2 separate regions of the Homo sapiens genome follow, and region 1 is linked to region 2. Evidence: read pairs that join two places in POLR2A ChIA-PET (ENCODE). Cell type or tissue: PC-3. All regions are shown on one strand. Links, peaks and the distances in the headings refer to the core of each region. The heading gives the core; the rest is flanking DNA.

The links. Peaks named below come from ENCODE experiments on the same cell type or tissue, not always from the same donor. Only the 100,000 strongest peaks of a DNase experiment are listed, where the experiment ranks them.
Region 1: POLR2A ChIA-PET joins it to region 2 with 5 read pairs; 1 of 35 experiments calls an interaction of 5 or more read pairs at or near these places.

Annotation. Positions count from the first base shown.
Region 1 is chr5:148,932,048-148,948,325 of GRCh38, reverse strand. No RefSeq gene overlaps it. Among named protein-coding and RNA genes, the nearest start is that of ADRB2, 110 kb to the right of the region's middle. In PC-3, for the core only: a CTCF peak has its summit at 8,955; a DNase peak (open chromatin) is centred at 8,555; H3K4me3 peaks cover 523 bases; H3K27ac peaks cover 1,693 bases.
Region 2 is chr5:148,139,392-148,155,669 of GRCh38, reverse strand. No RefSeq gene overlaps it. Among named protein-coding and RNA genes, the nearest start is that of SPINK14, 21 kb to the left of the region's middle. RefSeq lists a silencer at 9,390-9,684. In PC-3, for the core only: no CTCF peak of the experiment used is centred there; DNase peaks (open chromatin) are centred at 8,039 and 9,549; H3K4me3 peaks cover 1,811 bases; H3K27ac peaks cover 3,526 bases.

The sequences.
Region 1 (16,278 bases), core at 5,235-13,234, 790 kb before region 2:
TTTATTTTTCATGGTCACTTTCTTTTTTTTTTTCCTTTTTTTTTTATTATACTTTAAGTTTTAGGGTACATGTGCACATTGTGCAGGTTAGTTACATATGTATACATGTGCCATGCTGGTGCGCTGCACCCACTAACTCGTCATCTAGCATTAGGTATATCTCCCAATGCTATCCCTCCCCCCTCCCCCCACCCCACCACAGTCCCCAGAGTGTGATGTTCCCCTTCCTGTGTCCATGTGATCTCATTGTTCAATTCCCACCTATGAGTGAGAATATGCAGTGTTTGGTTTTTTGTTCTTGTGATAGTTTACTGAGGATGATGATTTCCAATTTCATCCATGTCCCTACAAAGGACATGAACTCATCATTTTTTATGGCTGCATAGTATTCCATGGTGTATATGGGCCACATTTTCTTAATCCAGTCTATCATTGTTGGACATTTGGGTTGGTTCCAAGTCTTTGCTATTGTGAATAATGCCGCAATAAACATACGTGTGCATTTGTCTTTATAGCAGCAAGATTTATAGTCCTTTGGGTATATACCCAGTAATGGGATGGCTGGGTCAAATGGTATTTCTAGTTCTAGATCCCTGAGGAATCGCCACACTGACTTCCACAATGGTTGAACTAGTTTACAGTCCCACCAACAGTGTAAAAGTGTTCCTATTTCTCCACATCCTCTCCAGCACCTGTTGTTTCCTGACTTTTTAATGATTGCCATTCTAACTGGTGTGAGATGGTATCTCACTGTGGTTTTGATTTGCATTTCTCTGATGGCCAGTGATGATGAGCATTTTTTTCATGTGTTTTTTGGCTGCATAAATGTCTTCTTTTGAGAAGTGTCTGTTCATGTCCTTCACCCACTTTTTGATGGGGTTGTTTGTTTTTTTCTTGTAAATTTGTTTGAGTTCATTGTAGATTCTGGATATTAGCCCTTTGTCAGATGAGTAGGTTGTGAAAATTTTCTCCCATTTTGTAGGTTTCCTGTTCACTCTGATGGTACTTTCTTTTGCTGTGCAGAAGCTCTTTAGTTTAATTAGATCCCATTTGTCAATTTTGGCTTTTGTTGCCATTGCTTTTGGTGTTTTGGACATGAAGTCCTTGCCCATGCCTATGTCCTGAATGGTAATGCCTAGGTTTTCTTCTAGAGTTTTTATGGTTTTAGGTCTAACGTTTAAGTCTTTAATCCATCTTGAATTGATTTTTGTATAAGGTGTAAGGAAGGGATCCAGTTTCAGCTTTCTACATATGGCTAGCCAGTTTTCCCAGCACCATTTATTAAATAGGGAATCCTTTCCCCATTGCTTGTTTTTCTCAGGTTTGTCAAAGATCAGATAGTTGTAGATATGCAGCGTTATTTCTGAGGGCTCTGTTCTGTTCCATTGATGTATATCTCTGTTTTGGTACCAGTACCATGCTGTTTTGGTTACTGTAGCCTTGTAGTATAATTTGAAGTCAGGTAGTGTGATGCCTCCAGCTTTGTTCTTTTGGCTTAGGATTGCCTTGGCGATGCGGGCTCTTTTTTGGTTCCATATGAACTTTAAAGTAGTTTTTCCCAATTCTGTGAAGAAAGTCATTGGTAGCTTGATGGGGATGGCATTGAATCTGTAAATTACCTTGGGCAGTATGGCCATTTTCACGATATTGATTCTTCCTCCCCATGAGCATGGAATGTTCTTCCATTTGTTTGTATCCTCTTTTATTTCCTTGAGCAGTGCTTTGTAGTTCTCCTTGAAGACGTCCTTCACATCCCTTGTAAGTTGGATTCCTAGGTATTTTATTCTTTTTGAAGCAATTGTGAATGGGAGTTCACTCATGATTTGGCTCTCTGTTTGTCTGTTGTTGGTGTATAAGAATGCTTGTGATTTTTGTACATTGATTTTGTATCCTGAGAGTTTGCTGAAGTTGCTTATCAGCTTAAGGAGATTTTGGGCTGAGACAATGGGGTTTTCTAGATATACAGTCATGTCATCTGCAAACAGGGACAATTTGACTTCCTCTTTTCCTAATTGAATACCCTTTATTTCCTTCTCCTGCCTAATTGCCCTGGCCAGAACTTCCAACACTATGTTGAATAGGAGTGGTGAGAGAGGGCATCCCTGTCTTGTGCCAGTTTTCAAAGGGAATGCTTCCAGTTTTTGCCCAGTCAGTATGATATTGGCTGTGGGTTTGTCACAGATAGCTCTTATTATTTTGAAATACATCCCATCAATACCTAATTTATTGAGAGTTTTTAGCATGAAGAGTTGTTGAATTTTGTCAAAGGCTTTTTCTGCATCTATTGAGATAATCATGTGGTTTTTGTCTTTGGCTCTGTTTATATGCTGGATTACATTTATTGATTTGCGTATGTTGAACCAGCCTTGCATCCCAGGGATGAAGCCCACTTGATCATGGTGGATAAGCTTTTTGATGTGCTGCTGGATTCGGTTTGCCAGTATTTTATTGAGGATTTTTGCATCAATGTTCATCAAGGATATTGGTCTAAAATTCTCTTTTTTGGTTGTGTCTCTGCCCGGCTTTGGTATCAGAATGATGCTGGCCTCATAAAATGAGTTAGGGAGGATTCCCTCTTTTTCTATTGATTGGAATAGTTTCAGAAGGAATGGTACCAGTTCCTCCTTGTACCTCTGGTAGAATTCGGCTGTGAATCCATGTGGTCCTGGACTCTTTTTGGTTGGTAAACTATTGATTATTGCCACAATTTCAGCTCCTGTTATTGGTCTATTCAGAGATTCGACTTCTTCCTGGTTTAGTCTTGGGAGAGTGTATGTGTCGAGGAATTTATCCATTTCTTCTAGATTTTCTAGTTTATTTGCATAGAGGTGTTTGTAGTATTCTCTGATGGTAGTTTGTATTTCTGTGGGATCGGTGGTGATATCCCCTTTATCATTTTTTATTGCAACTATTTGATTCTTCTCTCTTTTTTTCTTTATTAGTCTTGCTAGCAGTCTATCAATTTTGTTGATCCTTTCAAAAAACCAGCTCCTGGATTCATTAATTTTTTGAAGGGTTTTTTATGTCTCTATTTCCTTCAGTTCTGCTCTGATTTTAGTTATTTCTTGCCTTCTGCTAGCTTTTGAATGTGTTTGCTCTTGCTTTTCTAGTTCTTTTAATTGTGATGTTAGGGTGTCAATTTTGGATCTTTCCTGCTTTCTCTTGTGGGCATTTAGTGCTATAAATTTCCCTCTACACACTGCTTTGAATGTGTCCCAGAGATTCTGGTATGTTGTGTCTTTGTTCTCGTTGGTTTCAAAAAACATCTTTATTTCTGCCTTCATTTCGTTAAGTACCCAGTAGTCACTCAGGAGCAGGTTGTTCAGTTTCCATGTTGTTAAGCGGTTTTGAGTGAGATTCTTAATCCTGAGTTCTAGTTTGATTGCACTGTGGTCTGAGAGCTAGTTTGTTATAATCTCTGTTCTTTTACATTTGCTGAGGAGAGCTTTACTTCCAAGTATGTGGTCGATTTTGGAATAGGTGTGGTGTGGTGCTGAAAGAAATGTATATTCTGTTGATTTGGAGTGGAGAGTTCTGTAGATGTCTATTAGGTCCACTTGGTGCAGAGCTGAGTTGAATTCCTGGGTATCCTTGTTGACTTTCTGTCTCGTTGATCTGTCTAATGTTGACAGTGGGGTGTTAAAGTCTCCCATTATTAATGTGTGGGAGTCTAAGTCTCTTTGTAGGTCACTCAGGACTTGCTTTATCAATCTAGGTGCTCCTGTATTGGGTGCATATATATTTAGGATAGTTAGCTCTTCTTGTTGAATTGATCCCTTTACCATTATGTAATGGCCTTCTTTGTCTCTTTTGATCCTTGTTGGTTTAAAGTCTGTTTTATCAGAGACTAGGATTGCAACCCCTGCCTTTTTTTGTTTTCCATTTGCTTGGTAGATCTTCCTCCATCCTTTTATTTTGAGCCTATGTGTGTCTCTGCACGTGATATGGGTTTCCTGAATACAGCACACTGATGGGTCTTGACTCTTTATCCAATTTGCCAGTCTGTGTCTTTTAATTGGAGCATTTAGTCCATTTACATTTAAAGTTAATATTGTTATGTGTGAATTTGATCCTGTCATTATGATGTTAGCTGGTGATTTTGCTTGTTAGTTGATGCAGTTTCTTCCTAGTCTCGATGGTCTTTACATTTTGGCATGATTTTGCAGCGGCTGGTACCGGTTGTTCCTTTCCGTGTTTAGCGCTTCCTTCAGGAGCTCTTTTAGGGCAGGCCTGGTGGTGACAAAATCTCTCAGCATTTGCTTGTCTGTAAAGTATTTTATTTCTCCTTCACTTATGAAGCTTAGTTTGGCTGGATATGAAATTCTGGGTTGAAAATTCTTTTCTTTAAGAATGTTGAATATTGGCCCCCACTCTTTTCTGGCTTGTAGGGTTTCTGCCGAGAGATCCACTGTTAGTCTGATGGGCTTCCCTTTGAGGGTAACCCGACCTTTCTCTCTGGCTGCCCTTAACATTTTTTCCTTCATTTCAACTTTGGTGAATCTGACAATTATGTGTCTTGGAGTTGCTCTTCTCGAGGAGTATCTTTGTGGTATTCTCAGTATTTCCTGAATCTGAATGTTGGCCTGCCTTGCTAGATTGGGGAAGTTCTCCTGGATAATATCCTGCAGAGTGTTTTCCAACTTGGTTCCATTCTCCCCATCACTTTCAGGTACAGCAATCAGACGTAGATTTGGTCTTTTCACATAGTCCCATATTTCTTGGAGGCTTTGCTCATTTCTTTTTATTCTTTTTTCTCTAAACTTCCCTTCTCGCTTCATTTCATTCATTTCATCTTCCATCGCTGATACCCTTTCTTCCAGTTGATCTCATCGGCTCCTGAGGCTTCTGCATTCTTCACGTAGTTCTTGAGCCTTGGTTTTCAGCTCCATCAGCTCCTTTAAGCACTTCTCTGTATTGGTTATTCTAGTTATACAGTCTTCTAAATTTTTTTCAAAGTTTTCAACTTCTTTGCCTTTGGTTTGAATGTCCTCCCGTAGCTCAGAGTAATTTGATCGTCTGAAGCCTTCTTCTCTCAGCTCGTCAAAGTCATTCTCCATCCAGCTTTGTTCCGTTGCTGGTGAGGAACTGCGTTCCTTTGGAGGAAGAGAGGCGCTCTGCGTTTTAGAGTTTCCAGTTTTTCTGTTCTGTTTTTTCCCCATCTTTCTGGTTTTATCTACTTTTGGTCTTTGATGATGGTGATGTACAGATGGGTTTTTGGTGTGGATGTCCTTTCTGTTTGTTAGTTTTCCTTCTAACAGACAGGACCCTCAGCTGCAGGTCTGTTGGAATACCCTGCCATGTGAGGTGTCAGTGTGCCCCTGCTGGGGGGTGCCTCCCAGTTAGGCTGCTTGGGGGTCAGGGGTCAGGGACCCACTTGAGGAGGCAGTCTGCCCGTTTTCAGATCTCCAGCTGCGTGCTGGGAGAACCACTGCTCTCTTCAAAGCTGTCAGACAGCGACATTTAAGTCTGCAGAGGTTACTGCTGTCTTTTTGTTTGTCTGTGCCCTGCCCCCAGAGATGGAGCCTACAGAGGCAGGCAGGCCTCCTTGAGCTGTGGTGGGCTCCACCCAGTTCGAGCTTCCCAGCTGCTTTGTTTACCTAAGCAAGCCTGGGCAATGGGGGGCGCCCCTCCCCCAGCCTTGCTGCCGCCTTGCAGTTTGATCTCAGACTGCTGTGCTAGCAATCAGCGAGACTCCGTGGGCGTAGGACCCTCCGAGCCAGGTGCGGGATATAATCTCGTGGTGCGCCGTTTTTTACGCCGGTCCAAAAAGCACAATATTCGGGTGGGAGTGACCTGACTTTCCAGGTGCGTCCGTCACCCCTTTCTTTGATTCGGAAAGGGAACTCCCTGACCCCTTGTGCTTCCCAAGTGAGGCAATGCCTCGCCCTGCTTCGGCTCGCGCACGGTGCGTGCACCCACTGACCTGCGCCCACTGTCTGGCACTCCCTAGTGAGATGAACCCGGTACCTCAGATGGAAATGCAGAAATCACCGTCTTCTGCATCGCTCACGGTGGGAGCTGTAGACCGGAGCTGTTCCTATTCTGCCATCTTCCATCTGAGATATTTCTAACTTTTTGCTAATTTCAGCATTACCAATAATGCTGAAACAAACACTGTTATCAGTTAGCGTCTAGTCAGGAAAACAGAAAACCTTCTTAGGCACTTCAAACAGAGGGGATTTAATGCAGAGAATTGGTCACCAAGGGGATAAGAGACTTGAGAAGCCAAGTAGGAAGGTGAGGCTATTTAGAGACTAGGAACAACAGGAAGATGTGACCCCCCCCTACAGCTGGAGAGCACTCCTAGGAGGAAGTGGTGTTGGCAGAGCACAGAAGTCAGGGCAGGCCCTGTGTTGGGAGCTAGGACTGTGAAAGGTGCTCTGGGACAGAAGGGAAGAAACACCTTAGTTTCTCTTTTCCTCCCTCTAGCTTTTCACCAGTGCCTCCCATTGACCAAATCTGCCCAGAAGCCAGTGGGCAAGGAATCCTGGGAATATAGTTTCCAGCAATGAACAGAGCAGGGAGTGCATTTGACAGCAAAGTGGCAACAGATAGCTTTATGAATACCTCTTGGTACAATTGTTTGTGTTTTTCTAGCACAGGCAATGCCAGGAGTGGGGTTACTCAATCATAGGATCATATACCTTTTAATTTAGTACATGCTGCCAAATTGCTCTTCAAAGTGGTTGTACAAATGTACATTCCCACTAGCATTGTATGGGTGTACCCATTTTCCAACGTTTGCCAGCACTCAATATTAACAAATGTGTTCATTTTTCCTAATATGATTAGTATCTACACTTATTTCACCCTCCACACAGCCAATCGTCCAGGCAGGTCAAGGCCCTGGGGGTGCTTGCATTACTCTATTCCAGTCCTAGGAAAGAGTCAAGACAGGGCTTTAGAGCTTCTTTTCAAAAACCCAACTCTAGGGGCTCTGGAGCTTTCACCAGTTCCTTTTGTTTCAGCCTATTTTTGTCCCCAAAGGATTTATGAATTAGATCTCTGTTTATTTTCATGATGTCCCAGGGCCTTGGAGGAGGTGAGGACTAGGTGTCCTTGGCACACCTCAGGACTTAGGCAGGTTCTCTGAAGTCCTCATTGTGATGTGGCATCTCACCTCTCTGGGAGCTGGCCACAGTAGTTTTTCAGTGGCCACCAGAGAGTGGCCAGTATAAGGAGGAGAGGGTGGAGGCAGGTATAAGGAGTGGAGGAGGGTGGTCAGTGTATTGAGGAATTACTAGTCAAAAGATGTGGGCTCTGCTCTAGTTTCTGCCATTAAGTAATCCTTGAGAACCTCTTGCTTTGGGTTGCATGTGCCCTTTAGGGGCATAGAGGAGACCTCCTACTATCCAGGGAACTCCTACTGCCAAAGTTGGAAGAACCCTCTGGAATCATCTCATGCAGACCCTCTCATTTTACCAGAGGGAAACCTAGGCTCAGAGAGGGAAATGGACTTGCCTAAGAGGTCAGCTTGAGCTGGTGGTAGACCTTGAACTAGACTCTCCACGGTAGGTTGAAGAATGCACACATCCCCACCCCACCTACCAACCTAGCCATGTCCTAATCTCAGGAACCTGTAAATAATACCTTATCTGGAAAAATGGTCTTTGCTGATGTGATGAAATTCCCAAGAGTTTGAGAATTAAGAGATTATTTTAGATTATCCAGGCAGGCCTTATATGCTATCCCAGTATCCTTACAAAATAGAGGCAGTTAGAGATTACTGAAGCAGACAGTTGAGTGAAGCAGCCACAAGTCAAGGAATGCTCACAGCCACCAGAAGCTGGAAGAGGCAAAGAAGAGTTTCTCCCCTTGAGCTGGTCCACCTTTGGGCCCAGGGATAGTGATTTCAGATTTCTAAGACAGTGAGAGAATAAGCTACCAAGTTTGTGGGAATATGTTACAGCAGCCACAGGAAACGAATTCATTCTCCATCTCCTGGTTTCTCCTTCACTATACTAGCTGTTTCTTTATGTTTTCTTTAATTACCCACTTCCACAGTTCTCTGCACAAATGAGATCAGAGGGGGCTTTATATTTGCCTTTGAGTTTCCTGACCTCAGGATCCCTTCCCTGACCATTCCTTTCAGCAACCCCCTGCATGTCATGTTAGGGGCCTGGGTTTCTGCAGTAATACCATGAGCTGAATTGGGGATGTATGGCTGCTGAAAGACTGAAGGTTGTCGGGTGTTGGGAAAATAAGTGCCCATGATCAGGGCTTGTGGGAGACCTGGGTTCTTGTCTGAGTTCTGCCTCTAATTTGCTGTGTAACCATGGACAAGGACATTCACAGTTCTGGACCACAGCTTTCCACAAACACAAGACAAAGAGGTTGATCCAATCAATTTTCCGAAAGGGTAGTTCACATAATACTAGTGGTATCTGAGATGATTTCAGGCAGTAAAATGGTGAGTCATTGAATAGCACTGATTTGCAGAGTCAATATTCCCTTTCCAATTCTGAGTCAGTTCTTCCTCAAGGAAAAAGTCTTAGGTTAATGCTAACATCTCCTTAACCACATTTTAAAATGTGCTGATCTCCCTTTTTATTGAAATTTGAGTAGACTCCAGGCTGAAAGCCTTTAGCAGGTGATAACCATCAAATTTAATAGAACTATTTTTATGATGTTTGCACTTTACAGTTACCTTCTATTTTTGGCAAAGTATACTTGTTTTTCATTTCTAGTAGTGTATCAATCAGGATAAGCTAGGTTATATCCTGGTGACAAAACACTCCAGCTATCTCAATGGCTTAATACAACAAAGTTTTTTTCATGCTCATAGAAAGTCTGTTGTGGGGCCACATGACCCTATAGGCCTTAGAAAACCTAAGCCATTGCTTTCACCAGAATCCCCTGTCCAAACACAGATTGCTGCCCCCTCCCGCCCAGAGTTTCTGACTCAGTAGCTCTTAGGTTGGGCCAGAAAATCTGCATCTGTAACAAGTTCCCAGGTGATGCTGTTGCTGCTGATTTGGGAACCACACTTTGAAAAACTACAGCTCTACAACAACTACTCTCAGCTGGTGACTTAGCAATCCAGGTACAAGGTGAATCCTTGAGCATCTCCACCTGGAACATGCAGCCTCCTTGTCAGAAGCAGCAGCACTGGAAAGATTCCCAGTAGTAATTAATTGCTCTGGCTGGCTGGGAAGTGACACAAGTCTCTTCTTCCCAGCCAGAACCATCATGAGGTGCCACCTAACTCAAGGCAGAGTTCAAGGAGGAGGCGGGAGGTATAGGGAGTTATCATCCTCCCAGGAGCCTCGAGAGACAAGAGGACTGAAGAGGGTGAGCAACTGGGGAGAAATCTCATCTAAAACTAGGCATTTTAATAACAGACAATGATTAAAAATGTCCTTTAAAGAAAAGAGTTCTTAAAGCAAAATGTCACTTAAAGAAGAATTTAAGGTAAAGAATGGTAGAGAGGGTATGTGCTATGGCAAAAATAAAAAAGCGGGTATGAAAATGGGCAGTCGGAAAGGTCTGTCATCCTGTGCTCCTATTGCACTGTCATAGTCAGTGACAGAGACTGTAGAAATTACCCTGCAGAGATCTTCAGGCCACGCACTGCTGCCAGGAATCTCCACCTGAGGTTTCCAGGAGTTACAGCCTGGAGGGATGCTGACCTCATATCTCCTCCCTTTCTGTGCTCAGAACTTTCTATTCTCTCTTCCTCTTCTTATACCCCATCCTCTATTGTCTATCTCAACATGTTGGAAAAAACAAAAAACAAAAACAAAGACAAAGGATGATTGAATACTTTTGTCCCCTAGGTAACAGCCTTTTGTTAGTCACCACCAGCCTTCATACCTGGCTGACTCCTTTTCCCTCAGTCTCCCATGGCTCCTGAAAATATAAAATGAGACTATGCTTTGGACAGAAGAGGCTCAAGTGTTTTGGAATAAAGCCAGAATGTGGATCAGCTGGGGATAGAGTTGGGGGAAAGAGAGAGAAAGAGAGAGAGAGTGAGAGAGAGAGAGAGAGAGAGAGAGAGAGAACCCTGACTCTTGTTCTTGGTGCTCCATGTTTCTTTCCATTTCTCATATTTTAAAATAGGCACTTTGGACAGTGTCTGTCAAGCAGCATGAATAACGCAGCTTCACAACAGTAAATGGTGTTAGGCTCAAAGCCTGCCAGTCTGCGGCGGACTCCAGGCCTGGAGAGGGGTCTGGGGGAGATGACTGGTGCCTGGGGAGCTGAGAGTAGCAGAAGCAGTTTTGTTTGGGAGGAGGTAGGCATGTGTTGAGATTCTGGCTCTATGCCCTGTTATATTCCAGGAACAACTGCTTGTCATTTATATCTGTGCTCTTTCCCATGCTTTAGAAGGAACTGTTTATGAGTAAAGAGTAAAAAACTATTGGTAAAGATGTCATAGGTACAAAAGCCGTAGAAATCAACTTCAAGCCCAATTCCTTCATTTGACAAACAGGTGCATAGTGTATTGGCTTTCTATCACTGTTGTGACATATTACCATAAACTAATGGCTTGAAGCACACAAATTTATTATCTTGCACCTCGGTATGTCAGAAGTCCAATATGCATCGCATTGGACTAAAATCAAGATGCTAGCAGGGCTGCCTTTCTTTCTAGAGGCTGCCTGCATTCCTCGGCTCATGGCCTCTTTTTCCATTTTCAAAGTGAGCAATGCAGAGTGAGTCTGTCTCACATCACATCACTGTGACCTCCTCTTCTGCTGCCCTCTTCTGCTTTTAGGGACCCTTTTGATTCAGGTAGACCTACTTGGATAATCTAGGATACTCTGTCTTAAGGTCAGCTGCCTAACAACAGTAATCCATCTGCAACCTGAATTCTGCTTTGGCATGTGTCATACCATATTCTTAGGTTCCAGAGATTAGGGTGTGGATATCTTTGGAGGCCGTTATTATATCTTCCACACATGGGATCCTGGAGAGTGCCAATGACTCATTTGAGGCAGAGCTAGGAATACACCTAATACTCAGTATTCTTCCCACTCTACAACACTGTTTTTAATATATAAGGCATAGAGCAGAGTGGTTAAAAGTACAGGCCTTGGGGTCAGATAATCAGGGATCTGGGCTCAAGATTTAGCTCACCCTTGCTAGTTATGAGAACCTGGGATAATTACTTAAACTCTCAGCACCTCAGATTCCTCATCTGTTAAGCAGGGAAAATATCAGCTGCTTAAGGTGAAAGATCAAGTATGAAAGTCCATGAAAAATGCTTAGCAATGTTTTCAGGACACAGCACCAGTCAATGATATCACTTAGTATGATCTATAATGAAACATTATACTTGGTTCTCCTAACACCCCTTGTGAGAGCATATAAGTTATCATAGCCATTTGACAGATGTGGAAACTGAAGCTGCGATTGTTAAAATGACTGGAGAGAGGTCGTTTAGCCAGTTGGTGTTGGTGAATCAGGTCAGGAACAAGGTCTATGGCCCTTCAAACCATGACATCCTGCCACTGTTTAACTTCCGGTATGTGATCCAAGAAAGAGGCTTGTCTGATTTTTTTTCTAAACCTATACTAGAGGAAAAGACCCTTTAATCTTTTTAGAAATGTCTTATATAGTCCTCACACTCATAATATTCAGCTGCATTCCTAATGCAAAATACACCGACGTTAAGTTCATTAGCTTCTCCCTTGTATAAACATGCTCTGGATTGCTGTGAAGGCAATATTCTTTCATGCAGTTTAAAGCAGTTTTTAAGCCACTTTGTCCATGGCCTCATGCCCATAGCTCCTGCCCATTGTCCCTGGTGAGCTTGAGTGAAGCCCTCCATAGAATATATAAACCTAATCTTATTGGTGGGAGTCTATCTTTTAGATAGAACAATATGTATTTATTTGACCATTTATGTATGCAATAGCAGTTACTGATATTCTTGAGTACTGATAAATTGATACATTAAGACATTGTAAGCTTTTGGATTGTGAATGTTGGGTTATTTTAGAGGCCTTGAAAAATAACATCTCTCTTCCCTGCCCAAGTTCAGAACTGAGTGTCAGGTAGATAGTGGAGTTAGATTGGCAAAGATCAAAATGTCATCATTCTTGCTGATTCAAGCTAGATTGGGGAGTATTGCTTAGCTGTGGGGCTGAATGGGCTTGGAAATGCTCCCCACCCAGTCCTGGAAGGCATGTCCACCAACGTCTTCCTGGAGGGGACAGCATGGGCCCAACAAGCTTTCTGCATGGCTCTGAGCACAGACCAAATGGTGGTCTCATTTCCTTTGGGAGGCCATCCTGAGAGAAGAGAGGGTACCCAGAACCAGAACCTCAGATCTCTTCTCCTAAACTGATCAGTCAGATAACTCCCTTTTCCACCTATGAGGAGGGCTATTGGAAGAGATGTGACAAGTGTTTTCTAGATGAAGTTCTTCCACTTAGAGATATGGGTAATGAGGAAGACAAATTCTCACCTAAAAGTGGGAAAGGAGTAAAAGGATATTCTGTATAACTAACTGGTTACAGCCAGTTCTCTGGGAATTGTTCCCAGCCCATGGCCTAGGTAACCACTATATACTGAAGAATGTTCGAATCTGGGCAGACCACATGTGGAGTGTCTGTGTTGCAAAGGAACAATAACTGAATATTGATAGTGACAAAACGCATCCAAACCCCTGGTTTGGCATCCAAGGCTGGTGCAAGCTGGGTTCACAGAAGTGGATGTGAAGATGGGGCTTGTAGTGGAAAATGTTTATACGAATCAATACCTATGAAAGGACTGGGGAGGACACAGTACTAGGCAGATGAAGAAGTTGAAGCAGGCCCGACAAACCCTCAGACAACCCAGTAAGGAGTGAATATTGTCCTTCAGTGTCACCCACAGAGGGGCAAGATGGCCAGGCCCTCAGGGCACCACCTCCTTCAGTTGCTGGAGGGGACTCAGGCCAGGCCAGGGGCTCCCTGCAGCAGATACAGACCCTGAAGGAGAGGCAGCAGGGCAGCAGAATCCTGGCAGTTCCCTCCAGTGCCCAGCCCTGACTGTGTCTGCTTTCTAATCCTCTGCCTCTTCCTACCTTTTCCTTGACATTTTAGTCATTCCCAGTTGCCTGCAGTTCCCAGCAGATCATATGCCCTTTCATGTCTCTGGTTGTTTTCTAGGATATCTTTTATGCTAACTCATTCCCATTTTTCATGACTCAATTCAGGCATCATCTCTTCTAGGAAGGTTTCCCTAAGTCCAGGCTGGGCTGAGTATCACCCTGCTGCATACACATAGCATTCTCTCAGCACTTATCAAGTGATATTACATTTTTTTGTGAACGGACCTGTCTCCACCAGGTCTCAGTTTTTTTACAGGATTATATCTTGTTCACCTTTGTACCTAGATGCCTAATAAGGTCCTAGTACATGGCAGGTGTTCAACAGATGCTTGTCTTCTCATCTCTCCTTTTAGGGCCATGTCCTCATTCGACAAACATATATTGATCACTTTTGTGCAGGTGCTACAAGAACTCACAGATCAGTGGGCCTAGTATTTTTGTAGCCATTGCAGGGCCCAGAACAGAATCTCATACATTATCATTTCTCAGGAAATACTCTTTTTAAAATCAGAGCCAATCTTCTCCTGCCAAAATTGCGTCAACACAGGATCTAGAGGCAGTAGGGGACTTGAGTAGGTATTGCCAGGCACAGGGACAAGCAAGGTCTTGGAAAGTATTTGAAATAATTTTTTAGGAAAGGAAACTGCTAAGGCCAATGCCCTTCTGATTTGCTTTTGTCTCTCCCATGGAGGAATCTCTCAGGGCTCTATAAAGATAAATGAACCCTGGACTGTTAGATCTGTAAGGACTTTAAGGGTGATGAGGTGGGGAGAGATAGAAAGAAGGAATAACAAAGGGGCTGGAGGAAGCTGGACTTGGTCTCTCTGCTTAAACTCAGTTCTGTGGGGATAGGAACTATCCTAGTTCCACTGAGTGCCCAGAAAGAACCAGAGAGGCAACAAAGTGTCAACCTGGTCACCCTAGATCAGCAGGGAAATATGGAAATAAATGCCCTTTGGTCTACTGGCTGGGCCACAAAGGCTGAACAGAGGTGAAATCTGTTATGCAAAAGAGAATCAGGAGTTTCACATCAGCCAAATGGGAAGAGGAAAGGCCCCTGCAATTGTTCAGAGGAGAAGAGGAAGACCAATGGCAATATAATCTTTCATCAGCCACTCCCTGTCGGGGGAATAAGCTTTCATGCAACCTTCTCCCTTCTCTTAGCAGGGCAGCACAGAGACTGGAATTGCCTGGGGTCAAATCAAAGTCACAGTCATTTACTTGGCATTGGTTGCCTTCTCTGTCCATCCAGTCTGTGTGGGGACTTATTAGATTTCACTGCAGAGGTTTACCAGGTTTGTAAGGTGTCTTGGCTTCTGTGCTGTGAGCTGGGGGTATAAATCTGGTGTCTTAGTTGATTTGTGTTGCTATAAAAGAATACCTGAGGTTGAATAATTCATAAATAAAAGAGGTCTATTTGGCATACAATTCTATAGACTGTACAAGAAGCATGGCATCAGCATCTGCTCCTGGTGAGGCCTCAGGAAGCTTCCAATCACAGAAGAAGGTGAAGGGGAGGCAGCATGTCACATGGTAAGAGGTGAAAGAAGAGAGAGGGAGGGGAGAGGTGCCATGCCCTTTTAAACAACCAGCTCTCACCTGAACTGCAGAGTGAGAACTCATTCATTACCTCAGGAAGGCACAAAGTCATTCATGAGGAATCTGCTCCCATGACCCAGATACCTCTCACCCTCTCATGAGGCCCCGCCTCCAACTCTGGGGGTCAACATTCAAACTGAAGTTTGGAGGGGTCAAATATCCAAACTATAGCATGTGATTATGGGCCAGTTCCTGTCCCCAAGGGGCTAGTGGCCAGTTGGAGAGACATATGTGATGATAATAGTGTCGGCAATAATCACCATATTATTGAGAACTTACTATGGACTGGTTGCTATCTCATTTATTCCTCTAACGACATTACAAGATGATGTTGATAATATCCCCATTTCACCTGTGAGGAAACTGAGGCTTAGAGAGCTTAGTTTCCTATTCAAAGTCACCATGGCAAGTAAATAAATGAGGGGAGACTCAAACCCAAATCTGTGCAACAGCAAAGCCCATACTCTATGCCAGAGCTTCCCAACTGGAGATGATTGGCCCTCTCATGCTTTCCCAGGGACATTAACAATGTCTTGGAGACATTTTGGGTTGTGACAGTGTGGCTGGGGATGGCTACTGGCATTTGGTGGGCAGAGGTCAAGGATGCTGCTAAATGTCATTCAATGCACAAGACAGTCCCTCCATACTCCAACAAATAAGTATTAGGCCAAAATATGGATAGCACTGGGGCTATCTCTAAGCCAGTGCAGCTCTAAGCCATCTCTGTGCACCGTATTGAAATAGGTATCTCTACTTTCTCCCACCTTGTTATTGCTTAGCCTAGCTCCGGAATGTTTTATTCATAGTACTCATCACAACTTATTATTTTTGTTCATTTGCTTGTGATTTCAGTTGTTAGATATCTCCTCCACTCTCAGCTGCTTGTGGGCAAAGGCTATGCCTGCCGTGTTCACCACTTCATCTCTAATAACTAGCACAGCATCTGGAATGTTGTAGAGGCTCAATGAATATTTGTTGAGTGAGCAAATAGGCAAATGGACATAGTGCAATTAAATAATCTGTGCAAGGTCATAAGAACAAAGTGCCAAAGGCAGTATTTAAACCTAGGTCCTTTTGAATCCAAATTCTCTGAGTTAAGGCATCTCAGGGTAATTAAAGCATTGTAAACATGTCCCTGTTCATGTCCCTGAGAGTTCAGAGTTCAGCAGAGGAGCGAGAAAAGTCTGTGAGTGTCAGGGCGTGATGCCAGATTCAGGCTGGGAAAGAAACAAGGGACAGAAGAAGGATGAGAAGAACTTCAGGACTCAGCTGAGTCCTCATGCTAGTAGATTGGAGAGGACTTAGTGGAGAGTTGCCCAGATATTAAAAGAACTGTTTAAAATGACCAGAATCAATCTTGCTCACTTTTAAGCAAAGATGGGCAATACAACATTTATCTTCTCTCAGTCCTCAGGGACTTTGGGCCTCTTAGAATTCCCAAAAATAATGGCTAGTGGCTCCACAAATGTAATTTAAGTCCTAGAAATACCCTAAAGTCAAGTACTGGTTTGGCTGATAGATCCCAGCCCTGGGAGCAGCTAAGCCTGACTCTGTTCCTGCAGGAGAGCCACTGTGGGAGCCAACTCCATATGGGCTCAGGCCTGGGGAGGCTGTCAGGGTAAGGGGAGGTAGGGACTGAG
Region 2 (16,278 bases), core at 5,249-13,248:
GAAGCTCTGAGATTTTTTTCCTCAGCTTGGTCTATTCTGCTATTAATACTCATGATTGCATTGTGAAATTCTTGTAGTATATTTTTTCAACTCTATGAGGTTGGTTATGTTCTTTTCTATACTGGATATTTTGTCTGTCAGCTGCTGCACTGTTTTATTGTGATTCTTAGCTTTCTTGGATTGAGTTTCAACGTACTCCTGTATCTCAGTGATCTCCCTTCTTATCCATATTCTGAATTTTATTTCTGTCATTTCAACCATCTCCGCCTGGGTAAGAACTTTTGCTATAGAACTGGTTCAGTCATTTGTAGGAAAGAAAGCAGCCTGGCTTTCTGAGTTGTCAGAGTTCTTGTGCTGATTCTTTCTTTTTTTTTTTTTTTTTTTTTTTTTTAATTGAGACAGTCTCACTCTGTCACCCAGGCTGGAGTGCAGTGGTGCAATCGCGGCTCACTGCAAGCTCCGCCTCCCAGGTTCACGCCATTCTCCTGCCTCAGCCTCTCCAAGTAGCTGGAACTACAGGTGCCCACCACCACGCCCGGCTAATTTTTTGTATTTTTAGTAGAGACGGGGTTTCACCATGGTCTTGATCTCCTGACCTCGTGATCCACCCGCCTCGGCCTCCCAAAGTGCTGGGATTACAAGCGTGAGCCACCGCGCCCAGCTGCTGTTCTTATCTTGTGGGCTGATGTTTCTTTAATCTTTGAAGCTGCTGTCCCTTGGAATTTTTTTTTTCTTGTATTCTATTTTATGACCTTGAGGGTTTGATTGTATGTAAAAATTGGATTCTGTCTCATGGCTTCATTATTGGAAGATTTTAGGGGGCAAAGGCTCAGCTACCAACTGCTGGATTTTCTGCTTTAACTCTGGGGGACTGCTATCAGGCCCCAACTTTGTTCTCTGGCTCCTTGAAGTTAGAAATCCATTATGATGGGGATGGGGGTCATGGTGCTTCCAGACCACTGGTCACCAAACCCTGATGGGTGGTGATAGCCAAAGCAATTTGTAAGGTAAAGGTGGCAGGATCTGTCATTGTTCTCACGTGCCAGCAGTAGTGGCAGCAACAACAGGGCAGGGTGCATGCTCATCAGCTGCAGAATGGTGCTAGGGGATACGAATAAGGCAATGTGGGGTATGGCTGTGGACCCTGGGGAAACTGCAGTGGCAGAAGGGATCAGGCAGGCTGGTGCATGTCTACAGAGACTGCTCTGCTGGTCAGGTGCAGTCTGCCAGTGCAAGAGCTATGATGAGGGTCGCCAGGGCACCAAAGCCTGCACTGCAAACAGATACAGCAAGGCTGGGACCCCAAGAGAGGCCAGCAGACTAATAGGTGCTCAGGTCAGACTGGCCCTGTCTGATGAGCAAGACCTCCCTGCAGAGTTTAGGTCTGGCAGTTCCCCCAGGGCTAAAGTCTCCTACAGAAGAAAGTTGAGCCTAGGGGGATGGGCATCCCTGGACAAGCTCCACTACAGATGCTCCCACACCAAACCCTCTGGGCTCTACACCAAATGGAGTGCTTCTCCTAATACTTCACTAAGCAGCTCTTCCTGCCAACTCAAGTGTCCATAGTGGTTGAGGGGTCTTGTCCTGCCAGGATTCCAGAAGTCCATCATGAGAACAGGTTGCTCCTTGCCAGTTTAACTCAACCATTCCCCCAGAGTGGTTGGGGGCCAGGAATGAATCTCAGTGTGCTCTACGGTAGCCCTGTGCATGGTTCCCAATAATTTTTTTCTTTATAAATTACCTAGTTTCAGGTATTCTGTTATAAGCAACAGTAAATGGACTAATTACAGCCCTCAAAGAAGAGGAAATTCTGCTTCCAGGACACCTTCAGATTTGAGCAGCAATGTCAATACACCTCTGGGTTTCCAGCCTGCTCCTCTGTCTTGCAGATTTTGGACTCTCCAGCCCTATAATTGTGTGAGCCAGGGACTTAAATCTCCTACTGTCTTGCTCTCTCTCTCTCCACACACACACACACACACACACACACACACACACACACTTTATCAGTCTGTTTCTCTAGAGAACCCTGACTAATACAGACTAATACAGTTGTATTAATTCTAACATCCTGCCACTTGTTTTCCATTAGTCCAACCTATTTTTCTTCGTTTTGCTTCCTTTTTATTCTCTTTTCCTTCTTTGGGCTGAAGTTTCTTTTTTAGTTTTTTTTAAAAATTATTATTCCATTTTATTTCCCTTATTGGCTATTTAATGTTGTTATAGGGTTTAAAAATATACAACCTTAGTTTCTCACCAAGACCCCAAAATATATGTATTCTCACTGGGTAAGTCTAAATGGTATGATATCACTTTACTTATAGTATAAGAAATTCATAATAGAATACTTTCATTTCTCCTGTCCAAGTACCATCCTTTATGCATATAAAAAAATATAAAAATAAAACTCTAGTAACCTAGCTGCAATAAACTGAAATATGTTCCCCAAAATTCACATATTGAAATTCTAACCCCTAATGTGACTGTATTTGGAGATAAGGTTTTTAGGAGTTTATTAAGGTTAAATGAGGTCATAATGGTGGGGTCTCAATCTAATAGGATTGATGGCCTTATATAAGAAAAAAAAGAAAACTCTCCCTTTCTTGCCTTTTTCCCACCATCACCCACATCATGTGAGGACACAGTGAGAAGGAAGCCATCTGCAAGCCAGGAAGACAGGTTTCACAAGGAACTGAATTAACCAGCACCTTGATCTTGGACTTTTCAACCTTCAGAACTTTGAGAAGATAAATTTACATTGTTTAAGCCATGCAGTCTGTGGTATTTTGTAATAACTGAGAAACAAGTAGACAGATTGATATAGTATGTCATTAACACCTCATATCTTTCTTTTTGTCTTGATTAAACTTCTAATAGTATGGTCCTTGTGACATTGTATAGTAATTAACTCCTTAAAAGTATGTCTCTCTCACTAGTCTGAAAATTTCTTTATGAAACGGATTCTTCTTTTGCCCATTAGTATTGCTTTTCCCCACACGAAACATTGCCTTACCCTTCATTACTTTTCTATACATGTTGCTAGGAAAACACACACACACACACATACACACATCTCTACTGCATATTTGGCATGTATTTAACCAACCTGTGTTTAAAAACCATGTGCTCTCCACAGTTAAATTTATAGGGCATTACTGTGTTCTAAACTTACTACTAGAAAATTCTTTTCTCCTTCAAGATGAAATATCTATCTCAGCAAGTTGAATTAATTCTCTGGGTGCTTTCTATGGCATGCTAGATGAGAAAATTCTGGAGTTTCTCTCTCAGGATGGTTTTGAATATACCCTCATCATTCCCACCTCCATCATATTTTCCTGAGGCCTTTTAGTGACTTCAACATTTAATCAATCAGATCTTGTTTTTAATGTCTCTCTCCCTTCAACATAATGCCTTTTTTGCATGTGCCCATACGTGACTGAGTCCTCTTTAAATGATGACACCTAAAATATACGTTATGACTGGTCTGTTCTGATTAGTGTATAGTATTTTGGATTCTCACTTTCTCCAAATCTAAATTTTTCACTTCATTAGTGTGCCAAAGATAATATGAGACCAATGGACAGATCCATCCTCTGACTCATGTTTACTTAAAACAATTGAGTCTTTTAAACATGATATAAGCATATTCTCTTCTCACCATTGTGTGTATAATATCTAGTTCCCAATTTGTATAGAAATAGAGAAAATCTTTCTATATGATTTTTAGCTTAGGAAAATGACCATAGATATTCTCCTTAAGAGAAGAATCACATCCACAGATAGGACTGATAGTCAGTTCCTTGCTGAGAATACTTTGTTGAAGACTCAAATCCATGTTTGTACCAGATTATTGCTTGCCTCCTCAGCCGTCCAAGACAAACTGGTTATCTAAGTGGAATCTGCCAAAGGAGACTTGATATCCTTAAGCATCAGGGAGATTCAGCACAATCCATAATTTTTCAACCAAATTGCACCTTGGCTCTTCCTACAAGAAAAGTTATTATTATTATTTTTTAAAAGGATGGCTTTGGAAATATTAAATGAGAAGTTTCATATTTTTAGATTAAGCCAGCTAGATGAGTACATGGCATTAAAAAACTGAGTAATTAATCAATAAGCTTTAACATGGTAGAAAAGAGACGTTTCATGGTAATAAGAGCCAGAGTCAGAAACCAAAGAGTCTGTAAATTTTTCTCTTAGCAGCCACTTAGCGATATTGATCAAATTTTTTATTTTCTTAGCATCAATTTTTTCCTTATGTATTTTCTTCCTCTTTTCCTCTCTCTTTTCTTCTTTTCTTTTCTTTTTTTTGGTAAAATATTATGATAATAATCATAGTCTTATGCTTCATAGTAACATCTAGCCTGTTAGGTACTAAGATTGTTTCCGGCTATTTCTGAGAGAGGCTAGTTCTGCAAATAATACATTAAATTCAGCACTTACACAACGGTATTGCAAAAGGTACATCTGTTGGAATATACATTTCCATCAGATCCACAGTGAAGTGTGTAGTCCATGGTACATGCCTCAGAATACCTGGTACACTGAATCTGCTCCATCAGAAACAAACAAACAAACATGTTTTATCTTTCAAATAATTAAATCATAGAAAACAAACTTTTAAAATATCTTAAAAGATCATTCATTCCAAAATTCCATATGCAAAAAATATAGCTGCTGCACTTTACATACTCTGTCTCAACAAGGCTGGGAGTCTTGTCACAGCTAGGGACAGCTCAGTCCAGTTTAGGCCCTCCCTCTCACTAATTCCCTATATCTAAGTGATGAATACACCTTGTGGATTCTATCTGGTACTTCATTTCTGAGTCAGTCCTCTCCTCATCATACTGTCATCCACTTTATTCAAGCCCTCAATATGTCCTGTTCAAACGACCCCAGTTTTCTGCTAATTCTCTGCCCATTCTCTATGCTTATCTGAGGTTTCAATCACTCTCCACACTGATGCCAGACTGATCTTTTAAAAAGCAAAATAGATATTGCTCTTCAAATACTTAACTGATTCTCCATTAGGAGATAATCCTCTCCTGACTCATGCTTATCTCTTCAGGTTTGTCTGCAATGTCTTCTGCATCTTACTCTAATTAAACCTCAGGACTGAGTTCCCAAGTATTTCCTGCCCCTGGATATGTTTGTGCTTTTGCTCTTGCTGTTTTCCTATCTTGCCTAACTTTTACCAACTGTATCTATCAGGACAATTCCCACTCCTTCTTAAATGTCATTTTAACTACTTATAGAACAGTTTCACGATGATACTTCTCTTTCTCACCCATCAAATTTGGTTAGGTGCCCGTCCTAAAAATGAACTGTCTTTATTGTCACAACCCCATGTTTATAATTATCTTATATCACATTTTAAACTCTATTAGAATTATTGACACTCCACCCACCTAGCTTTTTACCCCTGAATTAATTGTGTCTACGCTTGTTTTTAAATTTTTTCATACTTTATTTATAACTTTTTTATTGTTATAAAAGCGTCTTAAGTTCCTAATTTTCCTTGAAATCCTCACCTTAACCTTCTAGTTAATTGCAATGTTAGAAAATAACTATATGGATAGCAATATATTCCAATTAAGGGCTATAAATAAGGTTTGTGAACTCTTCCTCTGCTATATTTCAGATCTGCTTAGGTTGGCCAGATGCCTTATCTATGAATATAAATAGTCATAGGTAATTTTTAGAATATGTATTTTTAAATGGTTGTTTTCTACGAAAATGAGGCATATTTTACATCAAGAATTAAGAATTAAGAATTAATAAAATTTCTGCATATACTTACACATTTACCTTCATGAAGTTTTCTGAGTTGAAATTCTTGATCTCTGGAAGAGAAGATTTTATTGAATGCATAATGTGATAATTTGAGATTTCATAGTCTATAGAGTAAAATAGTCATATGTTATTTCTTTGTTGTCTGACCTAGACTGAGAATGAGAAGCTCTTCTTGAATAACTATCCCAGTTGGTTAATACTGATAGTAAACATCTTTAATATATGAACATTTTTGAATCAAGTAAGAATATAAAAACATAAAATCAACACTAAAAGTAGATTGAGCATTTTTTAAAATCCTGTGAATATTCAGTGAGAATCTAAGACATAATATAGTGTGAAAACATTCTTAACTTTGCAATTAAGAAAAAGAAAATACACCCAAATCTTTCCCTGCCACTTAAAGTCTGTACAATTTTGGTATAGTCACTTCTTTCTAAATATTAGATTTCTGCTCTCTAAAAACAGGATATGAGATAATATAATTTTAATCTCTTCTGGTTGCATTAGTGTGTGAGCTAACATATACTGAGAGACCTTATTCTGGATAACACTTGCTGTGACACTTGACTTTAAATTTTCAAAAGGACTAGAAAATAGGAGAAAAGAAGGAAGAAAAAGATAAGAAAAAAGGAGCTTACTTCTATAAAGCACTCTGTGTTGGCTACTTAGCTAAGATTTGGCATGCTTTATCACAGTGAATCCTAAATTCTATTATAATTTCTGTCTTAGAGATAAGAACACTGAAGCTTGTAGTAACTTGGGTATTTGCATAATCTACAAAGTGGAGTCTGGATTCTAATCCGAATGTTTGACACCAAAGCCCATGATTTTAACCATGAATCATAAAGTATTGAATTCATACTACTGGAAGGCTGGTAATAATCATTGTTTCATTCTTCTAAAGTCTCAGATCTTGTTAAAAGTAAAGACTTAATATTAAACTTGTAGTGCTAGTAGTGGTGGGGATATGCTAATTCCAACTATTCATTTGTACTATCATTCTCTTCCCTCAACTTTTCTAGACGATCATGAGAGGAAACACAAATTCTAAAGGATAGATCAAAGTCATATATTTCCATATAAGTTCACAAGGTTTTATGTGTCTATGGCTAACAGCCTAAATAGAAATAGCTATCCTCAAAATTATCCTGTGGAGGAAGAAAAGTATAGGAGATTCATGAAAATGTGACCAATATATATTTCCTGCTTGAGACTGTTTCCTTAAATGCAATGTGGGTATCAAATGCATATAGGTAACAGCTAATACCCAAAAGATAGTGTATAATGTGAATGAGAATTTGGTTGAATAACCAATATATTTTATATATGTATATATATGTACAAAAGTAATTGCAGTTTTTGCCATTACTTCCAACAAGTACACAAACATACACATATATATATTTACATATGTAAATCCACATATACACATATATGTATATTTCTTTAGACATATAGCTAAGCTTTTCTTTTTCACAACTTTAACAGAGCATTGTGCATGGGGTATTGAGGAAGCACACAAAAAGTGGCATTTGTCAAGCCATGTTTTAAAAGACCAAGATTTTGGCCAGTGTGGGCTTTATAATCATAAAAAAAGACGAATTGGGGCTTCAAATTGAGTATAACACTTCCTGGTTTTGCATGCAAAACATGCATTCATTACTGTAAGTTTTCTGATCTGTGCCACATATTGGTCTCCAGTCTCTTGGGCATGCAGTCTTTAAGCCTTTAATGTATCTGGAACAGTTCACCTATAGTTGGAACAAAAAATAATGCCCTGTATTCCCATTATTAAATTCTATTCTTATATGAAGATGTTGAAGGGGAAGGAAGTGGAAAGAAAACTAGCCTCTTCAGCTTTTCAACAAACACATCTGAAGAACTTCTATGGACCAGGTGTTGTGCTACAGAAATAAACAGACCAGAACATGCGCTAAATAATAAGGGAATTTTCTGTTTAACAAGGAAATATCAATCTCTCCTTTAAGGATTCTAATGAAAGTCTAAAAGAATAAGGAATGTGAAAAATGCTCAGAAAATTTAAAATACTATACAAAGATAAAAGTTTACTTTATCTGCGGTTCTTTTGAGAAGAGGTTCCTTGTGCAAGCTTTAGAGAAGGAAATACCACCAGGAAGGCGCAGAGCAGACATGTTTTTACCTCCAGAGGAGTTACGTGAATCCACTGTGAGCCAGTTTAGCTACTTTCACAGCTCTATTTACACATTCACTATGACTTCATTTTTACAAATACCACACAGAGAAGGTTGCACTCACCTTTGTCCCTTTTGTTTGATCACCAGAAGAGAGCGAAGCAAGAATCAGTTGAAGAGGAGCAGTTGGAGAAAGAACAAATTGCACAGTTAGAAGTGCAAAGCTAAATCCCCATTGTTCATGGTAACCAAAACCCATTTCCCAGCAATAGTCCTTGCCCAGCCCAGCCCTAAAAGAGGCCATTTCTTCATGCAAGTCCAAACTCAGGATGAAGATAGACATGCATGTGGCTCTGATTTAAAAAAAAAAAAAAATCCAGTGGGGAAAGCTCTGTTTATTGAGAAAGGACTGTCACAGATGTCCAGGAGTTCCTGTGGGCATCCTCTGAGTAGGATGGCATGGGTTATGGTCCCAAAGCTTTATAGGTTGTTTCTGAAAGGGCAAGTCATAAACCTGAGGGATCCTGCTCAGGAATGGAACATACAGCCACAATCCTTTTATCCCTCTCCTCAGTCTCTCTTCCTCACACTAAAGATCTGACTCAACTCACTTTTGTTAATCAGGCCAATTCAAACAGATGCCTTCTAAATTTTCTTTAGACATTAACATTTATAATTTAATGAAGGCTGAATATATTACAGTTAACATAAACGCGTGACTATTGGAAAGAAACCCTGACTTGCCATATGGCGAGGTAGCCCAAGCAGTGACTGCTAGACCAAGGATGGCAAAAGCAGTGAAGCCCTTCATAGTGATGGTGAATGCCAATGATGGAGATATGCTGCTCTGAGCCAAGGAGTCCAGAGAGAGAAGAGTGGTCTATCCCATACAGGTATAAATACACAAACAAGGCAGGGTCCCTCCCACATCCAAGATTGACCTTTTCCATGATGATTGTCTGTTAACTCAAGATAGGGTATTTGCTTCATTTGTCAAGGAAAAGCACATGCCAAACCACATGGCATTTAAACATGCCAAAGGTCATGTTGCAATTTGATCTCCGATGTGTAAATGTTGGGAGGTGAGGCCTAGTGGAAGGTGTTTGAGCCTTGGAGAACCCCAAAATATATGTATTTCTCATGAATAGATTAATGTCCTCCCTTGGTAGTGAGTGGGTTCTCACTATTGAAGGACTGGATTAGTTACCAGAAAGCAGGTGTTATAAAATTGAGTTCAGCTTCCTAGATTCTCTCTCTTCCTTACTCTCTTGCCATGAGATCTCTTTGAACATGCCACTCACTTTAATGCTTCTCCACCATGTTTTGACCCAGAATGTCGCCTCACCAGAAGCCAGCCAGATGTGGTGCTATGCTCTTGAACTTAGCTTGTAGAACAATGAGCTAAAAAAAAAAAAAAAAAAAAAACTCTTTCCTTTATAATTTACCTAGCCTCAAATATTCTGTATAGCAAAACAAAATGAACTAAGACAGCTAATCTGAGGGTGAGCATCCCTACCAGAAGTTCCTGAGTAAACCCTTACAGCTGGAGCTCATCCAGCTGCTGCTTCTGAGTGTATAGGAATAGCTCCTGGCTAAAGAATGTGACATTTCCTGTTCAACTCCTCAATGCCTGTTCTACAAACAAAGGCTAGAACATAAGCAAATATGTTTAAGAGCTCACTTTTAGAGATCTTAGCAGTAGAATTTCTGCCAACTCTTTTTACTTAAAACTACAGGAACAAAGTTGATTCCAAAGTAAGAATATAATAGCTGACAGCCTTTCATTGTATAACTGACCCTGTGGATTTCTTTCATGTAAGTCAAGGCATTGGAATTCACTTTTTATCACTAACCCCATTGCTATATGCGGATTAAATCTACAAGTGTACTTTTTCTACCTCATGTCCTGTAGATATAAAATTGAAATATTCTACAAATAAGCAGAAGTGACCATTTCTGCAGATAACTAACAATTTTCTAAGATCACTGAATACAAATTCCATTCCTTTTGCCTGAAAACACAATCAGATAGACAATATTATTTATACAGAGAACACAAGACTAGGATTCATGAGGCTAAAGGATGTGGTGTAAAGAACATGAGATTACAAGCCATTCACTTAAATTTTTATTTCTGATTTATACTCACTTAGGTTTGCTCAGAAAATCACTGTTCCTCTCAGCTTCAGGATCTCCATGTATTAAGGATATTGGATAAATTATCTCTAAGTCTCTTCCAGTTCTGTCAATCCAGGATCTTATCAACCTTAAAGAAATACCTTTTCCTGATTGAGATCTTTGTCAACTACACATTATGTATTTAGCTAATAAAAAACAATTAATTAGTTGAAAGTACAATGTTAATTACAAAAAAAAAAATACACTTAACAGGATATTTTTTTCTGGGGTCATGCTACTCTTTGCCCTCCTTTTTAGCTGCAGCTTATCTAGTATTTCTGAGAACCACCTCATGATTATAGCCTTCTTCAGAGGGAGATGGGTACATTTCATAAGTTCATATTTCATGGAGCTAGCTTATTTCCAACAATGCCAGCTGTTTCCATCAGTGCTAACAATTTTTAATCTGTACCTGGAAGAGAATGCAGAATCCCTAAGTTCTTTGAAAAATAAGTTCCCTTCTCTATCCTTGTAGAGGCTTTATGTTACTGATCAGAACTGAGAGTGTCTGCCCTAAATATTACTTCCTTTTAAAATTCTTATCTTAAAGGTCTAAGTTTACTCAACAACTTTTAATGAGCAATTGCTTCATGCCCAGCATCGCATTCAGCAGTAGGGATAAAAACAATAATAAACTGTCTCTTTTTAAAGAAGTCACATTCCAGTGAGACAGACCAACTTGTAAATAAGTAGCTAGTAAACAGTGACAGTGGGTAATATAGGTGTAAGAACAGGGTGTTATAGGAGCATAACAAATGAATAAATAATTCACATTCATATGGGGAAGTAGGTCATGGAAGGCTTTTAGAATAAAGCAGCATCTTTACCGAGATGAAAAAAAATAGTATAGAGTTTGGGGAGGCAAAATTTCTAAAGTGGAAAGAAAAAGGGGAAGAGAAGGAGCAGGGATGGATAGAGTGGTTATGTTAGGAAGAGGGGACATGTGGAAACAATTTCAAGAAAATCATTCAAGTGTAGACAGGAAGGAGAGAAACACAAGTGTTGAGGCTGAAGAGGTAAACAGAGCATTCATGTGTCAGAAGAAGCCACTTCAAGGTTTTAAGCACAATACCATCAAATCCTAACTTTAGATAATTACCACAGGGGAGAAGGGAATGAAGGAGAAAGGAGTACAGCACTGAGATCTGTTATAAAGCTGTTGTGTCTGTTCATGTCCTTCACCCACTTTTTGATGGGGTTGTTTGTTTTTTTCTTGTAAATTTGTTGGAGTTCATTGTAGATTCTGGATATTAGCCCTTTGTCAGATGAGTAGGTTGCGAAAATTTTCTCCCATTTTGTAGGTTGCCTGTTCACTCTGATGGTAGTTTCTTTTGCTGTGAAGAAGCTCTTTAGTTTAATTAGATCCCATTTGTCAATTTTGTCTTTTGTTGCCATTGCTTTTGGTGTTTTAGACATGAAGTCCTTGCCCATGCCTATGTCCTGAATGGTAATGCCTAGGTTTTCTTCTAGGGTTTTTATGGTTTTAGGTCTAATGTTTAAGTCTTTAATCCATCTTGAATTGATTTTTGTATAAGGTGTAAGGAAGGGATCCAGTTTCAGCTTTCTACATATGGCTAGCCAGTTTTCCCAGCACCATTTATTAAATAGGGAATCCTTTCCCCATTGTTTGTTTTTCTCAGGTTTGTCAAAGATCAGATAGTTGTAGATATGCGGCATTATTTCTGAGGGCTCTGTTTAGAAGACATTTATGCAGCCAAAAAACACATGAAAAAATGCTCACCATCACTGGCCATCAGAGAAATGCAAATCAAAACCACAATGAGATACCATCTCACACCAGTTAGAATGGCAATCATTAAAAAGTCAGGAAACAACAGGTGCTGGAGAGGATGTGGGGAAATAGGAACACTTTTACAATGTTGGTGGGACTGTAAACTAGTTCAACCATTGTGGAAGTCAGTGTGGCGATTCCTCAGGGATCTAGAACTGGAAATACCATTTGACCCAGCCATCCCATTACTGGGTATATACCCAAAGGACTATAAATCTTGCTGCTATAAAGACACATGCACACGTATGTTTATTGCGGCATTATTCACAATAGCAAAGACTTGGAACCAACCCAAATGTCCAACAATGATAGACTGGATTAAGAAAATGTGGCACATATACACCATGGAATACTATGCAGCCATAAAAAATGACGAGTTCATGTCCTTTGTAGGGACATGGATGAAATTGGAAATCATCATTCTCAGTAAACTATCGCAAGAACAAAAAAACCAAACACCGCATATTCTCACTCATAGGTGGGAATTGAACAATGAGATCACATGGACACAGGAAGGGGAATATCACACTCTGGGGACTGTTGTGGGGTGGGGGGAGGGGGGAGGGATAGCATTGGGAGATATACCTAAAGCTAGATGACGAGTTAGTGGGTGCAGTGCACCAGCATGGCACATATATACATATGTAACTAACCTGCACAATGTGCACATGTACCGTAAAACTTAAAGTATAATAATAAAAAAAAAAGCTGTTGTAGTCAATCAGGAAGGAAGGATGATAGCTGGAACCAAATGTTTATCAAATTTTGTGATTACATGAAGGATAAAACTGAAAGAGGAAGACAAGGAGAATGCATAGATTTCAGGTTTGCCTAGTTTTGCTTTGTTCTAATGAAGTTTGGCTGCTGAGTAGGATTTTTCAACCAATTTGAGTTGGGAAATTGAACAGATCTGTGTTTTGAAGAGGTCATTTGAAAACAAACAAATTGTAAAAGATACAGCCCTTGTGTTGCTCTCCTTCCCTTCTACACTTGCCCCCTCTTCCTAGCACAACCACTTTATCCATTCTTGGTCCTTCTCTTCCCCTTTTTCCTTCCATTTTAGAATTTTTGTCTCTCCAAACTCTATACTAATTTTTCTCATCTCAGTAAAGATGCAGCTTTATTCTGAAAGTCTTCCATGACCTCCTTCCCCTATGAATGTGAATTATTCGTATTACAAACAAGTGTATTGCAGAAGGCTATCGCAAAAGTCTGCTGAAGTGAGAAAGAGGGTAGAAAATACATGTTAAAAAATAAGGTAGAGGCCACATGCGGTGGCTCATGCCTGTAATCCCAGCACTTTGGGAGGCCGAGGCAGGTGGATCTCCTAAGGTCAGGAGTTTGAGACCAGCCTGGCCAACATGGTGAAACTCTGTCTCTACTAAAAATACAAAAAATTAGCCAGGCGTGGTTGCCCGCGCCTGTAATCTCAGCTACTCAGGAGGCTGAAAGGAGAATCGCTTGAACCCAGGAGGCAGAGGTTGCAGTGAACCAAGATTGTGCCACTGCACTCCAGCCTGGGCAACCAGACCGAAACTCCATCTCAAAATAATAATAATAATAATGTAGAATGCAAGATGTCCATAGACTTGAGAAATAGTTAAAAGCACTATAGCAAATTAAAATAAAGTACCTAGAATGACTTGCAGCAAGACAGCGCATCATCCCTCAAAATAATCCAAGAAAAACTTTTACATGGTCAAATGAAAATTCTATCAAGAAAGAAAAATATTTTAATTGATGTTTTTTCCAGGCACCTATCAAAAAGTGACAATCTTTCTCTCTGTTCTCTCTTCATGCTTGAAGAATGATTTATTGTCATATGTTATTTACTTAAAAGATTAATTTCAGTACTGGAAAGAAAAGGGGATCTCTGTGCCAGGATGGTGCCCAGGAAAGAACAGGATGTCCTATTCTGCTTCTTTCTATGAAAAGAGCAGTTTGGGACATCATCATTAGTAAGGTCCTCAGCGAGTGTCATTTGAGGACTCATTCATAATCTAACTGGGTTAGATATTGGAGTAACCTTGGTCAAAGTCAATCAGGAAGGCCACAACTACACTAGTTAGCTCTGCTGCTATAACGAAGTACCACAGGCTGGGTGGTTTAAACAACAAAAATGTATTTTCTCACACTCTGGAGACGAAAAGTCCAAGACCTAGGTGCCAGAAAATCCCGTTTCTGGTGAAGGCTCTCATCCTGGTTTACAGGTGGTTGCCTTTTTGCTATGTCCTCAAATGACCCTTCCTTGTGCACATTCAGAGAGAGATCTCTGGTGTTTCTTCCTCTTTTTATAAGGACACCAATCCTGTTAGATTAGGGTCTTTCCCTTATAATTCCATTTAACCTTAATTACCTCCCTAATAGCTCTATCTCTAAATACAGTTACTGTGGGGGCTAGGGTTTAACCTGCAAATTTTGGGGGAATGATATTCAATCCATAAAATAGCACATAGATTTGGGGTACAAATGTGAGCTTCTCTATGTGTTTTTCTTGATTTCAAGCACATATTAAGTTTTTTATAAAAGTGAACTTTTAAAAATTATTACTGTTATTATCGTAAAATGAAGAATGTTGTTGGTGTTTGAAGGTGTGGAAAGGCACAAAGCGTAGACAAGTTGCAAATAAGGACAAGAGCCAGACATTCATCCATTACTGAGTTAGTTGGTCTGCACCAGGGAAACTACAGCCCCAGGGTCAGATCCAACCCATCATGTACCTTTGTAAATAGAGTTTTATTGGTACATAGCTGTGGGAACATGTTTACATAATATAAATTTATTTGCATTTGTTTATACAATAGCAGCAACAAAAGAGAATATATATTACACAAAACCAAAAATAGTTACAATTTGGCTCTTTACAGGAAAGGTTTGGAGATCCATAGTCTAGATAAGCGCTCTCCTTAGTTTCTTTCTTTTTTTTTCTTTAATACTGTGCTATAGTATCCAATCCATTTTATTAGAGTGAAAATTAGGTACAAATAAACAACAGCAAATCCTGATCCAAGATATCCACAGGACATGAGTGCTTACTTAAAAGATTAAAAACTGGTGAAGAAAATGGTATGTTTCAAGAAAATTAGAAACCATGCATACTTTTGTATTTTCTAAAATTATAATTTTTTAAAATTTATGTTGTCAAAAATATTTTGGAGGTTAAAACAGAAAAAAAATCACAGGGAAATTAATTGAATTAGAGAGCTTATTGAATAGGGAAAATTCTGACACCTTACTGTTTTTATATTAAATAATGATAACAAGCATTTATTGAGCTCTTAATGTATATGAGATCTTCAGTTTACGGCATTCATAAACTATATAATATAATCCTCATTGTAACCTGTAAGGTAGAAATTATTAGCCCCCCTTTTATAGAAGAAATGAAGACCCAGAGAGATAAAGTAGCATTTTCATTGTCATAGAGTTAGTGAGTGACAAAGTCAGGATTTGAGCTTAGATCTGCTCAGTTCCTAAGTTCCTGCCCTATTGTGGGATGGCAAATACCTGATGTTCCTGCCTTTTTTACTTCTCCCTGTGCCTATGGCAGGAATTACTAATCAACTACAGAATTATTTGCTGTTGGTTCCAGAGGTAACTTGAAGTTTTGTCTCATTTCTAATTTTAGATTCAATGAGTAAATGTGCATATTATTATATGGGTATATTGTATAATGGTAGACTTCTAGTGTACCTATCACCCAAATAGTGAACATTATATCGAATAGGTAATTTTTCGACCCTCATCCCTCTCCCATCGCTCCTTTTGGAGTCCTCAGAGTTTATTTTCTGTCTTTATGTCTATGAGTGCCACTTATAACTGAGAATATGCAATCTTTGATTTTCTGTTTCTGAGTTAGTTCACTTAGGATGATGGCCTCCAACTCCATCCATGTTGCTGCAAAGGACATGACTTCCTTCCTTTTCATGGCTGCATTGAATTCTGTGGTGCATATAAAACACATTTTTAATCCAATCAACTGTTGATGGATACTTAGGTTGGTTCCATGATGTTGCTACTGTGAATTGTGCTGTGATAAACATCCTAGTGCAGGTGTCTTTTTAATATAATGATTTATTTTCCTCTAGGTAGATGCTTAGTAGTGGAATTGCTGGGTCAAATGGTAGTTCTATTTTTAGTTTTTTGAGATGTCTACGTACTGTTTTCCACAGAGTTTAAAATAATTTATATTTTCATCTAAAGTATGTAAACGTGCTCTTTTCTCCACATCCTTAGGCATTTCTGAAGCCTGAAAGAAATGGGAAGGCTTCAGGAGGACTTCTAATATGAGAAAATAAGAGTTTCAAAGGGATAGATCTCTGAACACCCTTAATGCAAAATGAAATCTGAAGATCAAAT